Linked DNA regions of Homo sapiens: region 1 is linked to region 2. A link is an interaction called in ENCODE POLR2A ChIA-PET data of the cell type or tissue named here. Cell type or tissue: PC-9. All regions are shown on one strand.

Region 1 (2,500 bases), 560 kb after region 2:
TTTTGTATTTTTAGTGGAGACGGGGTTTCACCGTGTCAGCCAGGATGGTCTTGATCTCCTGACCTCGTGATCCGCCCGTCTCGGCCTCTCATAGTGCTGGGATTACAGGCATGTGCCACCGCGCCCGGCCCCAAATTTCTTTATTTTGTGTTTGTTTTAATCTGGAAAGGAATCTAACTGGTGTAAAGTAATTTCAAACCTTGTTTTGCCAACCTAAGCAGGGGGACACAGTTTTCTAGATATGGCAGAAAATTGAGACTTTACTATTTCCTAGTGGTTTTTTATGTGTCTTTTCATTTAACTTAAAAGCTTAAGGGGAAGGAAGGCTTCCATTTTGGAATAGAAATGATACAACATTTTTTTTTTTTTTAATACGGAGTTTCACTCTTGTTGCCCACGCTGGAGTGCAATGGCGTGATCTGGGCTCACCGCAACCTCTGCCTCCTGGGTTCAAGCAATTTTCCTGCCTCATCCTCCTAAGTAGCTGGGATTACAGGCATGCGCCACCATGCCTGGCTAATTTTTTGTATTTATAGTAGAGACAGGGTTTCTCCATGTTGATCAGGCTGGTCTGGAACTCCTGAACGCAGGTGATCCACCCACCTCAGCCTTCCAAATTACTGGGATTACAGGGGTGAGCCACCGTGCCCAGCCAACTGATGTTTGTTTTATAGCAAAATTCTTTCTTAGCTGTTTAAGACTTAAGACAGGTTCTTTCCATGACTGCAATTTAAGAGTAGTGAATTGAGTAATAAATTAAGAATTGAGAGTTTGATCCTTACTAGTTTTTATTTCCTCCTCCTACTTGTTTTTTTCTTTTTTCTTTTATTTTTTGAGACCAAGTCTCACTCTGTTGCCCAGGCTGGAGTGCAGTGGCACGATCTTGGCTCACTGCAACCTCCACCTCCGAGGTTCAAGTGATTCTCCTGCCTCAGCCTCCAGAGTAGCTGGGATTACAGGTGCCCACCACCACGCCCAACTAATTTTTGTGTTTTTATTAGAGATGCGGTTTCACCATGTTGGCCAGGCTGGTCTCGAACTCTTTGCTTCAGGTGATCTCCCCGCCTTGTCCTTCCAAAGTGCTGGGATTACAGGCGTGAACCACTGTGACTGCCCCTCCCCCCGCCTTTTTTTTTTTTTTTGAGACGGAGTCTTGATCTGTTGCCCAGGCTGGAGTGCAATGGCACAATCTTGACTCACTGCAACCTCCATCTCCCAGGTTCAAGTGATTCTCCTGCCTCAGCCTCCCAAGTAGTTGGAACTACAGGTGCGTGCCACCATGCCTGGCTAATTTTTGTGTTTTTAGTAGAGACGGGGTTTCACCATATTGGCCAGGCTGGTCTTGAACTCCTGACCTCAGGTGATCTGCCCCCCTCGGCCTCCCAAAGTGCTGGGATTACAGGCGTGAGCCACCATGCCCTGTCCCTACCTCAGTTTTGAGTGTGTCTTTGTTCTTCTCTTTTACTAGAATTTGAACAGAGAGGTGGACGTGAAACTTAACAGGCAGCTTTTTTTCTTTTCTTTTTTTATTATAGTAAAATAAGTAACTATGGTAGAGATGCATGAATGGAGGAATTTGACTTTGATTTTTTTTTTTTGAGACAGAGTCTCGCTCTTTCACCCAGGCTGGAGTGCAGTGGCATGATCTCAGCTCACTGCAACCTCCATCTCCTGGGTTCAAGCGATCCTCCTGCTGCAGCCTCCTGAGTAGCTGGGATTACAGACGCACACCACCACACCCGGCTAGTTTTTGTAGTTTTAGTAGAGATGAGGTTTCACCTTGTTGGCCAGGCTGGTCTCGAACTCCTGACCTCAGGTGATCCACCCACCTTGGCTTCCCAAAGTGCTGGGATTTCAGGCGTGAGCCACTGCGCCCGACCTTTTTTTTTTTTTTTTTTTTTTTTTTGAAATGGAGTCTTTCTATGTTGCCCAGGCTGGAGTGCAGTGGCACAATCAGCTCACACAGCCTCTGCCTCCCGGGTTCAAGCAGTTCTCCTGCCTCAGCCTCCTCAGTAGCCGGGATTACAGGCGTGTGCCACTATGTCTGGCTAATTTTGGTATTTTTGCAATTTTTTTTTTTTTTGAGATGGAGTTTTTTTCTCTTGTTGCTCAGGCTGGGGTGCAATGGCATGATCTCGATCTCGGCTCACCTCAACCTCCACCTCTCAGGTTCAAGCAATTCTCCTGCCTCAGCCTCCCGAGTAGCCGGGATTACAGGCATGGGCCACCACACCCAGCTAATTTTGTATTTTTAGTAGGGATAGGGTTTCTCCATGTTGGTCAGGCTGGTCGTGAACTCCCAACCTCAGGTGATTTGCCTGCCTTGGCCTCCCAGAGTGCTGGGATTATAGGCGTGAGCCACTGCGCAGCCCTAATTTTGGTATTTTTGGTAGAGATGGGTTTCACCATGTTGGCCAGGCTGGTCTCGAACTCCTGACCTCAGGTGATCCACTCACCTCGGCCTCCCAAAGTGTTGGGATTACAGGTGTGAGCCACTGTG
Region 2 (2,500 bases):
CAGCAGAAGGCCAACGAGGTGGAGCAGATGATCCGAGACCTGGAAGCCAGCATCGCCCGCTACAAGGAGGAATACGCCGTCCTGATCTCAGAGGCCCAGGCCATCAAGGCAGACCTGGCAGCTGTCGAGGCAAAAGTAAGATTATCATCATTGATCCTCAGCCTTTCCTGCTGTGGAAGCAGAGATTAACACACTTCAACATGCGCTGCATGCACCATGCTGGCCTCGGTGAATTCGCTCTTTAACATCTGTAAGGCCCCGGAGGACTTTTTTCCTGGAAAATAATACACACTGAGTAGTCACTAAGTGTTGTTAATTAGGATAGATTGATACAAACTGGACACTTTTCAGCCGTTGAATCCCCCACCAGCAGCTCCAGACCTGTTTGCTCTGCTGCCTGAGGGCCTCGCTCCGTACCCAGCTTCTGCCCCGCTGAGATTCTGAGTCGTGTGTGGTCATTAGTTATATATGATCTGGGTCTCATCTCCTCTGGGACTGTGAACAACTTGGGCACGTTTCTAACCCACCCAAAACCCTGCACATAATGTGGATGAACCGATTTGCAGGATTCGGTATAAATCCTGAAAGGCCTCATCCCTGAGCATCTTGTTCGGTTTTCCTTTTAGGTAAACCGGAGCACTGCTCTTCTGAAGAGCTTGTCTGCTGAACGTGAACGATGGGAAAAAACAAGTGAAACTTTCAAAAACCAGATGTCCACCATTGCTGGGGACTGTCTCTTGTCAGCTGCGTTCATTGCCTACGCGGGTTACTTTGACCAGCAGATGCGTCAGAACTTGTTCACTACCTGGTCCCATCACCTACAGCAAGCCAACATCCAGGTGAGAATCACGGGGAGTTCAAAAAGGATGTGCGAGCAGTGTGAGGCAAGCTGGTGTTTAGTGCACAGTTAGAGTCTTGAGAACAGTCCCATCTGTGGCTGTGAAGAGGAGGAAAGGTAACGGCCTTGCCTTTCAGTTCCGTACAGATATTGCCAGGACGGAATACCTTTCCAATGCTGATGAGCGTCTTCGCTGGCAGGCCAGCTCCTTGCCTGCTGATGACCTTTGCACAGAAAATGCCATCATGCTGAAACGATTCAATAGGTATGAGCTCGGGTGCCAAGGAGAGGCATGGGAGGAATGTGGGTGGTGATCTTGAATTTTTTTCAAAATACACCCTTGTTTGAAGAGAGGAATAGAAAATGGGGCGTGGGCATACAGTGCTGGCAGCTTGGTGCTCCTCTGATGGTGGGGCGTGTGCTGTTCTCGTTATTGTCAAGTGTCTGAGTTATTCTGCAGTGAATGCTTCTTGTAACCTTCTAAAATCGATTGGCAGGGGCCAGGCACAGTGGATCACGTGAGGTCAGGAGTTTGAGACCAGCCTGGCCAACATGGTGAAATCCTGTCTCTACTAAAAATACAAAAAAATTAGCCAGGCGTGGTGGCATGCGCCTGTAATCCCAGTTACTCAGGAGGCTGAGACAGGAAAATCTCTTGAACCCAGGAGGCAGAGGTTGCGGTGAGCCGAGATCACGCCACTGCACCCCAGCCTGGGCAACAGAGTGAGAATCCATCTCAAAAAAAAAAAAACATAAAAATAGGCCGGGCACAGTGGCTCACACCTGTAATCCCAGCACTTTGGGAGGCCGAGGTGGGCAGATCACGAAGTCAGGAGTTTGAGACCAGCCTAGCCAACATAGTGAAACCCTATATCTATTAAAAACACAGAAAATTAGCTGGGCGTGGTGGCAGGCGCCTGTAATCCCAGCTACTCAGGAGGCTGAGGCAGGAGAATCGCTTGAACCCGGGAGGCAGAGGTTGCAGCAAGCCAAGATGGTGCCACTGCACTCCAGCCCGGGCGACAGCACAAGACTCCGTCTCAAAAAAATAAAAATAAAGTGGATTGGCAGGGTTGTGTTTGGGGGTGGACATTCAAACAAACAGTCCTCTGTTACAAGAACTGAAAATAGCTAGTTAAAGGGGAAGTACTACCTGTTTTTCTGCTTAGGAAAGACAGAATAAGAAATGGGATGTAACTGCAGTGAAGATGGGCTAGGTGCCGAGAGGGTTCCACGTCTCACCGGGTGGTGCCAGCAAGAGTATGAATCAATCAGTACAGCCTGTGCGCAGGGCTGGATTTGCCTAAATGACCCTTTGACCTAGGAGTTCCACTTCTAGGTGTTCATTCAACAGTAGCCTGGCCTAGGTACAGAATGTGTGTAGGTACCAAGTGTGTACCAGCTGAAGACTGGAGATAACTCAGATGGCCCTCCTGAGGGCCCACCACGCCGTGGTGCTGGGTAGTCTTTGCCAACACAGGACATTCGAATACAGGCTGGACAGGTGCAGAGCGGACAGTAGAGGCCTCCCACGAGGCCACAACTCCCACACTGACACATGTGTCTGTAAATGCTTAGACCTTCTCTGTAAAGACAGGCGAAAAACTGGTAAAAGCCATCACCTGGGCAAGGGACTTTGGTGACCAAAGAATAGGGTCAGAA

What was found. ChIA-PET counts read pairs that join two places held together with the same protein. Peaks named below come from ENCODE experiments on the same cell type or tissue, not always from the same donor. Only the 100,000 strongest peaks of a DNase experiment are listed, where the experiment ranks them.
Region 1: POLR2A ChIA-PET joins it to region 2 with 14 read pairs; 1 of 35 experiments calls an interaction of 5 or more read pairs at or near these places.

The regions. Positions count from the first base shown.
Region 1 is chr14:102,595,749-102,598,248 of GRCh38, forward strand. All of the region lies in intron 2 of RCOR1 (REST corepressor 1), which reads left to right. Among named protein-coding and RNA genes, the nearest start is that of RCOR1, 4.4 kb to the left of the region's middle. In PC-9, no CTCF peak of the experiment used is centred here; no DNase peak of the experiment used is centred here.
Region 2 is chr14:102,033,350-102,035,849 of GRCh38, forward strand. DYNC1H1 (dynein cytoplasmic 1 heavy chain 1) reads left to right here. Exons shown (of 78, transcript NM_001376.5): 54 at 1-135; 55 at 627-839; 56 at 976-1,103. Among named protein-coding and RNA genes, the nearest start is that of HSP90AA1, 52 kb to the right of the region's middle. In PC-9, no CTCF peak of the experiment used is centred here; a DNase peak (open chromatin) is centred at 1,132; H3K27ac peaks cover 2,426 bases.